Linked DNA regions of Homo sapiens: region 1 is linked to region 2. Evidence: read pairs that join two places in POLR2A ChIA-PET (ENCODE). Cell type or tissue: endothelial cell of umbilical vein. All regions are shown on one strand. Each heading gives the region's core, and the rest is flanking DNA. Links, peaks and the distances in the headings are about the cores only.

Evidence for each region. Peaks named below come from ENCODE experiments on the same cell type or tissue, not always from the same donor. Only the 100,000 strongest peaks of a DNase experiment are listed, where the experiment ranks them.
Region 1: POLR2A ChIA-PET joins it to region 2 with 5 read pairs; 2 of 35 experiments call an interaction of 5 or more read pairs at or near these places.

The regions. Positions count from the first base shown.
Region 1 is chr5:73,520,576-73,526,572 of GRCh38, reverse strand. No RefSeq gene overlaps it. Among named protein-coding and RNA genes, the nearest start is that of BTF3, 25 kb to the right of the region's middle. In endothelial cell of umbilical vein, for the core only: no CTCF peak of the experiment used is centred there; no DNase peak of the experiment used is centred there.
Region 2 is chr5:73,367,653-73,373,649 of GRCh38, reverse strand. No RefSeq gene overlaps it. Among named protein-coding and RNA genes, the nearest start is that of LINC02230, 33 kb to the right of the region's middle. RefSeq lists an enhancer at 2,323-3,522. In endothelial cell of umbilical vein, for the core only: no CTCF peak of the experiment used is centred there; DNase peaks (open chromatin) are centred at 2,179 and 2,789; H3K27ac peaks cover 2,163 bases.

The DNA.
Region 1 (5,997 bases), core at 475-5,474, 150 kb before region 2:
CCTGGCTCTGTCACCCAGGCTGGAATACAGTGGCACGATCTCAGCTTGCTGCAACCTCTGCCTCCCAGGTTCAAGCAATTCTCCTGCCTCAGCCTCCCAAGTGGCTGGGATTACAGGCACCCGCCATCATGCCTGGCTAATTTTTGTACTTTTAGTAGAGACAGGGTTTTACCATGTTGGCCCAGCTGGTCTCGAACTCCTGACCTCAGGTGATCCGCCCACCTTGGCCTCCCAAAGTGCTGAGATTACAGGTGTGAGCCACTGCACCCGGCCTCCTTCAGTCTTCATGCATTGCAACTATGGTTTATGCATGCCACCCAGTTTCATTAAAGATGAAGTCAAGCTTCTGTTTCTCTTTCTCCTTGTTGTTATTCAGACTAATCACTGAAAGAAAGGGAGTAAAAAAGTCTTTACTCAGCCTTCTTAACATCAGAACCTATCCGCTTTTCTGAAGTTGATTGCCAGACACCATTTTCCATTAACAAACAAATGTGGAAACTCTTAAACTTATCTGCTATGTTAGCTTAAACAGTTCATGCCATTATTTCTTGACCTTTCATAGTCTGTGGCATAACTAGAAATTTGCAAGTACACGCTTTGCACTAAGCAGATAATTATTTCCTTCTCCCCAACTCCAGCTTTCTGTCCATCTGTCCTCACTGCATATTTTATAAGCACACAAATCAGTATCAAAAAAATGTCCCTAAGAAAGGCAGCCAATCTTCAAAGAAGCAAATAGGACATGGCCCATTTCATGGAGGGGGAGCAGTTCAAAAGCCACTGAAATGTCAACATGGTTTGAAAGATGTCGATTAGCAAAACAGATATAAAGATGCCATGCTTGTAACAAGCTTGATTAACAGAATGATGAGGCTAATTAGAAAAATTTTAATAAAACATTCTGGTGTTGAAAGCTAATCTTTGATGAGCTGGAAAAGAAAGAAAAATAATCCTGAACCATTTCTAAGTTTAGAAAGATTTTGTTTATCTTTCTTTGCTAGAGTTGGGGCCAGCAGTTCTGATGGTTTGGATTAGCTCTTAATATTCCTTGCCATTTGGGTGTTCAAATCAGTGGTGCATTTCTGGGAACAGACTGTGTCACCATAGACAGCAGACTGAGGAATGAAGGCCTTCCACATGTGAGGCACAAACACCCCCTCTTTTTTCACCACTTCAACCAGCATCCTTTAATCAGTCAGGAACCCTAGGACATCAGCACACCAAGGAGGTCTGTATGATACACCAAGTCCTCCTTGGTCAGCAGGGTTCCCAAGTTCCCAGTTGCTCACTAAGTTATATGCCTTCCTTTGATAAGACTAGCACCTTCAAGTCAAGCAACGCTTCCTGTTACACACCTCAGTCACGTTTCTAATAAATCTACACTGCTGAAGTTGAGGCAGTAAAACAATGGCAGAGGGTGGGGGATATTAATGTGGATGAGAGCCTCAGAATTTTTGAGAATGGTTAGGGACAAAGAATCCTTTCACCTGGAAACCTACTTTAGACTTGAAATAAACTTCATGTGTTCATGTATTCAATCACTTTACAAATTCATTTCAGTTACCAACTGCTATGTATAAGATTTGTAGGCCGAGTGTGGTGGCTCATGCCTGTAATCCTAGCACTTTGGGAGGCCGAGGTGGGCAGATCACCTGAGGTAGGGAGTTCAAGGCCAGCCTGACCAACATGGAGAAACCCCATCTCTACTAAAAATACAAAATTAGCTGGGCGTGGTGGCGCATGCCTGTAATCACGCTACTTGGGAGGCTGGGGCAGGAGAATTGCTTGAACCTGAGAGGCAGAGGTTGTGGTGAGCCAAAATTGTGCCATTGCACTCCAGCCTGGGCAACAAGAGACAAACTCTGTCTTTAAAAAAAAAAAAAAAAAGTAGCATATTGAAAAGAATTGGAGTTTTACAACCAAACAGACCTGAATTCAATTCCTGATTTTGAAAAGACTTTTTCTGAGCCTCAGTTTCTGCACTATAAAATGAAAATAATAACACCACCTTTGCAGGATTATTCTAAGGATTTGGAATAATGTACAAAAAGTTACTAACATACGTTGATTATTTAATAATTGAGAGCTATAATGTATTATTACTATTTTATTGTTATTATATTACCTCTGTCAAGCAGTATAAGCGCTCAGTTCAATCTTCCATATTTATGTAAGCATAGTTCTTCTTGTCAGCCAGCGTCTTAGCTGAACAGAAAGAAATTCACATTCCCATTAGCTTTTTATTAACTCCTCTCAAACATAGGAGGTCTCAGTACCCCTGACAAAGACTTCCTCCTTGGCCAAACATTAGTTGGGATCCTCTGAGCCATCTTCTCGACTAGGCCTTCACCTTGGCCTCTCAACCTTGACATTTGTCTGCTGAGCCCACTTTTAGCAAAGAATCCCCCTAAGCCAGTTTATTGAGAATCCACCTACCCTTGATGTCTAATCAGTTTCCTCTGAATAATTTTCCATCTTCTGACCCCTCACTCTGACTCATTGGCTATAAATTCCCAGCTGGCTTTGCTATATTCAGAGTTGAGCTCAGTCTTTCTTCTCTATTTCAACAGTCTTTAATGAAGTCTTTCTTATTGTTTTCACAAATGTAATATGGTTTGGATGTTTGTTCCATCTAAATCTCATGTAGAAGTGTGATCCCCAATGTTGGAAGTGGGGCATAGTAGGAGGTATTGCATCATGGGGCCAGATCCTCATGGATGGCTTGGTGCCATCCCCTTGGTGATGAGTGAGTTCTCACTCAGTTCACAAGAGATCTGGTTCTTTAAAAGAGTCTGGGATCTCCCCTTTCTCGCTCTTGTTCTCTCTCTCACCATGTGACACCACCTGCTTCCCCTTCACTTTCTGCCATGATTGGAAGCTTCTGAGGCCCTGACCAGAAGCAGATGCTAGCATTATGCTTCATGTACAGCCTGCAGAACTGTGAGCCAATAAACCCCTTTTCTTTACAAATTACCCAGCCTCAGGTATTTCCTTGTAGCAAAGCAAGAACCCACCAATACAAAGGGTCTGAATAATGTTTCTTTAACATCCCTCATCTCTATCTGACCGGAAAGTCATGATGGTGCTACCGCCCATAAAGACATCAAATGGAACTTGGCCTCCCATAGTTAGGACGTGTAATCAGGAGAGACCAGTTGATTCCCCTGAAGCCAGGCTACCACTAATCCATACGCCACACTGGACAAACACCCATCCTCTGAAATGCAGCAATAGAGCCAGCTCCACTTGAGGCCCTGAAAGACGTGTAGAGGGCTCCATTCCAGGCTTACTCAGGCCTCCTCTGCATGCCTACCACCAGTCTCCCTGGAAACTGCGTGGCTGCTCCTTGGCACCCCAAGCCAATCGTCTTGGCTCTCCTTGTAGGCCCGCCCTTGCCCTCAGGGCACACCACATCATTGACCTCTCTCCATTCACTCTTCTGATGAAAACTCACCCATCTTGCTTTCCCAGTGCCTCAGAGCCTTGCTGAGTGCCTCACTAACAAAGCTGACATCTCTATTGTCACATGTGAATGGCTGATACTAATTCCACGTTCTCCCTCTCATATTCGCACTTGTAGTATATCTGGAGCTTTTACTGATTCCAAATTTTAGGCCCCGCTCATCCAGTTCTGTTTTCTGGTGGAAAACAATGAGGTGGAGCTCTTGTTAAATATAGATTACCACGTTAAATATAGATTACCAGGCATCTTCCTGAATAGTCCAAATTTGGGTCGGGGCTCAGAAATTTAAGTGTTTTTTTTTTGAGACAAAGTCTCACTGTCACCCAGAATGGAATGCAGTGGCACAATCTCAGCTCACTTCAACCTCCACCTCCTGGGTTCAAGCGATTCTCCTGCCTCAGCCTCCCAAGCAGCTGGGATTACAAATGCCCACCACCATGCCTGGCTAATTTTTGTATTTTTCAGTAGAGATGGGGTTTCACCATGTTGGTCAGGCTGGTCTCAAACTCCCGACCTCAGGTGATCCGCCCACCTTGGCCTCCCAAAGTGCTGAGATTACAGGTGTGAGCCACCGTGCCTGGCCTATGCCAAGGGATTTTTATCTTCAGGGAAGATTAGGAAACACTGAAATTCTACTGTAATTCTGGTCATTTTACAGAAGAGGGCATGGAAGCCTGAAGAGTAGCAATAGCTTCCCCAAGGCTGCCCAGCTTCTCCTTGGCAGATCCAAGTCCAGCCAGAGGTTTGCTGACCCCCAGGGCAGTGACTGCCCTTCATCATACAATATCTGTTGAGGAAGAGGGAGGCTTTGATGCCGGACCTTTTTTTTTTTTTTTTTCCTGAGATGGAGTCTCGCTCTTGTTGCCCAGGCTGGAATGCAATGGCGCGATCTCGGCTCACTGCAACCTCTGCTTCCCAGGTTCAAGCGATTCTCCTGCCTCAGCCCCCCAAGTAGCTGGGATTACAGGAATGCACCACCACACCTGACTAATTTTGTATTTTCAGTAGAGATGGGGTTTCACCATGTTGACCAGGCTGGTCTCGAACTCCCTACCTCAGGTGATCCACCCGCCTTGGCCTCCCAAAATACTGGGATTACAGGCATGAACCACCGTACCTGGCCAGCAATGCTGGACCTTTAATCACTGTGTTGGAGGTGGGTGGAGAGAACTCTACAGCTAATCTTTGATGAGCTGGAAAAAAAAAAGAAAAATAATCCTGAACCATTTCTAAGTTTAGAAAGATTTTGTTTATTTTTCTTTGCTAGAGTTGGAGCCAGCAGTTCTGATGGTTTGGATTAGCTCTTAATATTCCTAGCCATTTGGGTGTTCAAATCAATGGTGCATTTCTGGGAACAGACTGTGCCATGCCTCTTATAATGCCTTGCACCCATGACTGTGGTCTAGCCTTGCTCCCATTTTGAAACAGGAAATTAGCAGGTCTGTGGGAAGTAGCAAGTGCTGCTTCCCTGTGCTTTTCCTGGGGATCTATGCTCTGGGCTTTGGATCAGGAGAGCCAGCTCCAATCTCCAGTGCCCTTGAATGAGTCACTTTATCCATCTGGGCCCCAGTTCCTTCATGTGTAAATTATGGTAATTGGACTAAATTAGGGTTCCAAAACTTTTCCCAAGAAGGACACCCCCGCTAAGGTGCTCAAGAGCTAAGTATGGAGTCACAGTAACAGAAGAATAAGGGCTGATATGCTGAAGAGGAGAGAGGAGCAAAAGAAGCCGAGCAGCTCTTGACATGAGACGTCGTGGAGCGGAAGGAGATGAGGCAGGGTCCTCCGCTGTCTGTTCCTCAAACCCAAGTGATGGATGGACCCCTTCATGTTCTTGAAAAGTTATTGCAGGCTCCAGCTCTCAACATGTTGCCATCATTTTCATTTCTATAATAATGTTATTTCAATATCTACAAATATAAAACATTGTATGAGCTCCATGATTGTAGATTACTGTCTCAGTCCATTTGGGCTGCTGTAACAAAATACTACAGATTGGGTAATGTGTAAGTAATAGTAATTTATTTCTCACAGTACTGGAGGCTGGAAGTCCAAGATCAGGGCCCCAGCAGCCTCGGTCTCTGGTGAGGGCTGCTCTGTGCTTCCAACATGGCGCCTTCTTGCTGCATCCTCACAGTGGAAGAGGGGAAGAGCGAGGCCGCTCTCTGCAGCCTTTTGTAAGGACGTTAATCCTGTTCACAAGGCTGGAGCCCTCATTGATCCTCATGACCTAATCACTACCAGAGGCTCCACCTTCTAAACCATCATCTTAGTCATTAGATTTTAGCATATGAATTTCATAGGGGCATATACATCCAAAACATAGCAATTACTGTGTAATTAAAGAAAAAAATTGAAACCAAATACCATGTAACTAATAAAATTCAAAATTTCAATGTTCAATTAATGTGATGGACATGTTTTGTAGAAACTAAATTGCTACTTTGGAGCTGATGACAGAAAAATACTAGGTCAAGTCTGGTCTTTATTTAGTCTGTTTCTCTATGGTGAGTTTCAAAATATAACTTATAAGA
Region 2 (5,997 bases), core at 569-5,568:
CTGTACTAAAAATACAAAAATTAGCTGGGTGTGGTGGTGGGCGCCTGTATGTAGTCCCAGGTACTGGGGAGTCTGAGGCAGGAAAATCATTTGAACCTGGGAGGTGGAGTTTGCAGTGGGCGGAGACTGCACCACTGCACTCCAGCCTGGACTACAGAGTAAGACTCCATCTCAAAAAATAAAATAAAATAGAAGTCCAACTCAGGAAGACACCAGTGGGTTAAGCCCAACACAACGTTAGGATCTGCCATTTTGGATTGAGAAGGGCAAAGAAGAGAAGACCAAAAAGAATATGATGATAAAACAGCATGTTTCTATGGTACTTCTGATTTTCCAAAGCATCATCATATTTCTTTTCTTACATTTATCCTATATACCCATGAAGAAAGTTGAGAAAATTGTGTTCATGTAAGTGATCCAGAGTGTGTGGCTTAAAGTACTTTGTGGATGTAAGGAGCCATTGTCATTCCCCATCTCCATAGGGTGCTATGAAATGGATAGTGTATTGAAGGTCATACCACTTAGTTGATGGCAGAGCCAGAAGAAAAACCACAGACTCATCATCCATTGCCCCTGCTTATCCTCTTAGATCAATCTTTCTCAAAGCGTGGGCCCCAGACAAGAAGCATCAGCATCACCCCAGGCCTATGGATCAGTACCTCTAGGGAAGGGGCCCACTGATGTGTTCTAATAAGCCCTCCAGATAATCTAATGCATACTCAAGTTTGAGAACCATTGGTCTAGGCCAATACTTCCCAGTCTGGGTTTCCTGGACCCCAGGACCCTGTGGACATAATGATTAATTCCCCTAAGGCTATTTTCAAAATTTCATAAAACTTAATCATGCTCAACATTACTTTATAAATTATATATTTTATTATGTATGATGGATAAATGAACATTAGGAAAGGAAACTGATTATTAATCAATGCTTTTTCATATTTTTTTACTCATTTATTCATTTATTGGTTATCTAATATGCTCTGAGTTGGATACTGGGAGCTCCAAAGATGGTAAGGTGCCTATCCTCAGGATAATTATAGGCTTGTAAACAGATTATCGCAATATGATATGATAAGTACTGAAAGGCAGATTTAAATAGTACTATGATAGAAAAAAAATCTAAAATACTGTGGTGGGGAGAATCTCCAGACTGTGCCATGTTGCTTCAAGGCTTTGTGGTTGAGCTTGAGCTTGGCTGGTTGAGATGGGGAGAGGAGGGACGGAAGATAACTCTCAGGTGGAAACCTGCTTCTCCCTCTTCTTTCCCCAACCACCCAGCTGAGGACAAGCAGAAACATGAGCCCACTTCTGGGTTCTGGGTTCTCTCCCTTCTTGGACCCTCCTGCCTTTTTCCTAGGCAACACTTCTGAATATGAGAAGCACTAACAAAGGATTTGGAACAGGCTCAGAGAGTCTCTGCATTAGTGAGGAGAACTTTAACAAGACCTTCAACTTACATTTTTACAGACCTCCCTCACCTATAAGTACAATGGGCAATTACTTAAAAGATACTTCTCTGTTTAACCAGGGAGTTGAAACAAAATGAAATGTCTATTTGGAGAATATTTTAGTTTTACTCCAGTACGATTACCTTAAAAAATGCATACGTTTTGTAGTCCCAGCTACTTGGGAGGCTGAGGCAGGAGAATGGCGTGAACCTGGGAGGTGGAGGTTGCAGTGAGCCGAGATTGGGCCACTGTACCCCAACCTGGGTGACAGAGCAAGACTCAGTCTCAAAAAAAAAAAATGCATATGTTTAATTTCAGTTCAGCTATTTTACGGGTCTTTGTCTTTTAGAAAATCTATGGTGATGTGTTTTGCATTTCAGAAAAAAAAATACTTTCTAGGTTAATGTTGCTTTCAGATGCTAGTGAGGTTTGTCTCTGCTTGTTAGGTTATTGCTTGTAGTGCCCAAGTCTATGTGGATGATGGGCCTTCCTCTGTACATTCTTTGAAGTTTACTTTCCATCTTCCTATAATTTCACTTCAGAATGTCTGTGTGCACAGCATATACCCAGCATAACCAAAGGGAAAGGGCAGGGCAGAGATGTGTATATGAGGAAACTTCACATGTAGCAACTGAAACTTATATCGAGAACATTAACAATTGCTTCCTTCTTGGGGGGGTGCTTCTGGTTCTAAATGAGGTGTTAGTGTTTGTAAGGGTGATAACCTTGTCCCATTGAATTATGATGAGAAAACAACCTAGTTGCCTACAGAGCCAAAAGCAAACCTCAGAACTGCTTGACTCATCCGTCAAACAAATTGTATTTTAGGAAATGCAGGACAGAGAAAAATGCACAAAAGAAAAGTAGGTTTATTTATTTGTACAAAAGTAGAATGACAGCCGTTTGAGTGGATCCAAATAGCGTTTAGGGAGAAAAAAAATGTGATTCATTGCCAGCTATTAAATTTTGTTTATCCTTCTTTAAACTAACCAGAAACACACTTTGGAAAAAACGTGAGTTAACATTTTAAGCGCTGAAAGCCTGCTGTGGATGCTGCCTCGGCTCGCCTATCTTCCAAGGGGAAGATGAGGGCTGAAGCAAGCAAACATGGTTTTGAGAGGTCAGGCAAAGAATGAATGTCTAGACCTGCTTCCCAGTCCACCCTCCGGCACTGGGAGAAGTTTTTCGTTTCCTTAAATAAGGTTGCTCACTTCAGGGCAATAGCAAGAAGGTTCATGTTTACAAGGTGGTTTCAGATAAAGTACCTCAAAGGAAACAGAACATTTCTCCAAAGACACAATCACTGACTGAGTGACTGTGTCAGGAAACCCCTTTTCCCTGATAATCAGTGCTTATTATCATACGCATTTGCCAGATCACCAGCGGATGTGACTAATGCTGACTCCTGGTACAACTGTGTGACTGAAAGACTTCAGAGCACTTGACAAGTATCTGAAAAAATTGCTGGAATCCCAGTGCCTAGTGGAAGAAACCCCTCCAGACTGCAGTGTGCTGGGGTGACTCCCTCTAGCATGGCCCTACCCTCTTTCTGCTACAGGGCCATAAGGGAGCAGCTTTTATAGCTGTTTCTACTGTCCCCACCCCCGCACCCTCCTTAATTAAGTGTATCAGTATAAATATTTGGGTTGTTAATGCCCTTAAAATTGGAAGGGAATGTACTTATCATAGACTATAAGAATTAACTTGATTTAAATAATACGAAAATATACACATTTCTAAAAGAAGCAGTAGCAAAAATAACTTTGCCGAAGCCGAAGCCCCTAGCATCTTTTTGCTTTCCAAGCAAATAATTCCACCATGAGAATTATCTAGAGTTTGCTATCTCAGTAGTGTCTAGAGAGGGAACTCCCTGCTGAGTCTGAGGCCACAAGGAAAGGCCCAAGTGGACTTCTTAGGTCTAGAGAACTCCACCACCCCTCTGCTTCATGGCCGAGGGAGAAGGAATCTCCATGTCGTGGTTCACTGGCTTTCAAGCCTCAATGGACTTGATGAAGCAAAAGACCCCATACAGGCTACTGTCCTCCCTTTTCCCTCATAAACCTTCAACTTTTCCCTTTTGCCCAATATTCCAGCTTCCTTCACATATTTCTGGAACTGTGCAACTGTGTCTTATTCATTTTTGTGTCCCCTTGTCTTAGCAGAGCTCCCACCACTTACAGTAGGCATTGAAAAATGGGATTAAACTGGGTTGTCTTGTGAGCAGACACAGGGCCTTCCTACCTGCCAGCAGCATGGACCACCTAGGCTAGGTCTACACAGGTTTAGGGGGCAGCTTAGGACACATTGCTCCCAGATATCTGTCTTAATAGCTAGTAGTATGCAGACTCTCCTTTAAAAATATTTAAAAATTAACTTTAGAAACATTTCAAGCTTAATACAACAAAATGAAAAGACAACCTCCATTGGCATCCTTTGGGTTTCCTTAGCAACTACACCTTTAGGGTGAGGATCCATTTGAACTATTGCAACAGTACCTATGGAATTGATGTGATAAGAGGAACATAAAGTAAAAACTTGTATTAGAGGAAAAGTCTGCCTTCTCTTCTGGCCGCTCTGCTAGGGTAGCAGTTTACAGAGGGAATGAAGAGGAAGGCCACAGAGTAGCACATTCATTCAGAAACGTCATAGTGTGCATTATGCCAGGAGCTGCAAGCACTGTCACTAAATCTCTTTGTCTCAGAAGGAAAACCTGGACATGAGACTAGGCCAAGGCAGATTGTTAGCAGGGAGTCCAGCCCAGTCATTCTCTGGCTCTCACCACAGAACACATGGATGAAGGGATAAAGAATTTAACAAAAATTGGCCAGGCGCGGTGCCTCATGCCTGTGATCCCAGCACTTTGGGAGGCTGAGGCAGGCAGATCACTTGAGGTCGGGAGTTTGAGACCACCCTGACCAACATGGCAAAACCTATCTCTACAAAAAATACAAAAATTAACACCAGTCAGAATGGCGATTATTAAAAAGTCAAGAAACAATATATGCTGGCGAGGCTGTGGAGAAATAGGAACACTTTTGTTTTGTTTTGTTTTCGAGACAAGAGTCTCACTCTGTCGCCCAGGCTGGAGTGAGGTGGCACAATTTCGGTTCACTGCAACCTCTGCCTCCCAGGTTCAAGCAATTCTTCTGCCTCAGCCTCCCAAGTAGCTGGGATTATAGGCGCGCACCATGCCCAGCTAATTTTTGTACTTTTAGTAGAGACGGGGTTTCACCATATTGGTCAGGCTAGTCTCGAACTCCTGACCTTGTGATCTGCCTGCCTTAGCCTCCCAAAGTGCTGGAGTTACAGGAGTGAGCCACCCCCTCCCCGGCCAAAATAGGAACATGTTTATATTGTTGGTGGGAATGTAAATTAGTTCAATCATTGTGGAAGACAATACAGCGATTCCTCAAGGATCTAGAACCAGAAATACCATTTGACCCAGCAATCCCATTACTGGGTATATACCCGAAGGATTATAAATCATTCTACTATAAAGACACGTGCACACGTATGTTTATTGCAGCACTATTTACAATAGCAAAGTCATGGAACCAACCCAAATGCCCATCAATGATAGACTGGATAAAGAAAATGTGGTACATACACACCATGAAATATTACACAGCCATAGAAAGGAGTGAAACATGTCCTTTGCAGGGACATGGATGAAGCTGGAAGCCATCATCCTCAGCAAACTAACACAGGAACAGAAAACCAAACACTGCATGTTCTCATTCATAAGAGGGAGCTGGCCAATGAGAACACATGGACACAGGGAGGGGAAAAATACACAGCAGGGCCTGCGCAGGGCGAGGGGAGGGAACTTAGAGGACAGATCAATAGATGCAGCAAACCACCATGGCACTTGTATACCTATGTAAGAAACCTGCACATGTATCCTGGAACTTAAAGTAAAAAAATAAAATAAAATACAAATACAAAAATTAGCTGGGCATGATGGCACATGCCTGTAATCCCAGCTACTCAGGAGGCTGAGGCACAAGAACCGCTTGAACTCAGGAGGTGGAGGTTGCCATGAGCTGAGATCGCACCACTGCACTCCAGCCTGGGTGACAGAGAGGGACTCTGTCTCCAGAAAAAAAAAAAAAAAGAATAAATAAAATTCTCAAGTACTTAAAAATATCTTATTAACTCTTTCCATCTATTTATTTGACTACCTGACCAATATTTTGGTGCTTCTGGGAAGGACAGCAGTGGATAGAATGTGGAGGGACCCCAGGCTCATGCACAGGAGTAGCTGGGATAAAGAAGGGGGTAGTGGGTGCTCCCTGCAAGATCCTCTGACTCTGGCCTGGCTTCCTTTACCACATCACATTCTACTTCCTTTTTCCAGGGAGTATGTGGTTCCAACCACATTCCTGCAGGCACCAAGGCCTCATGTCAAATCACATGGCATTTCTGAGCCTAGAGCTTCATATTCAAGAATGTGGCAAGAAGCACAGCATCGTGGTTATTTTGTCCCATACTTCTGCACCGAGGACCAGAATTTCAAGAAATAATGAAGTCTCTGACCTGGCAATTC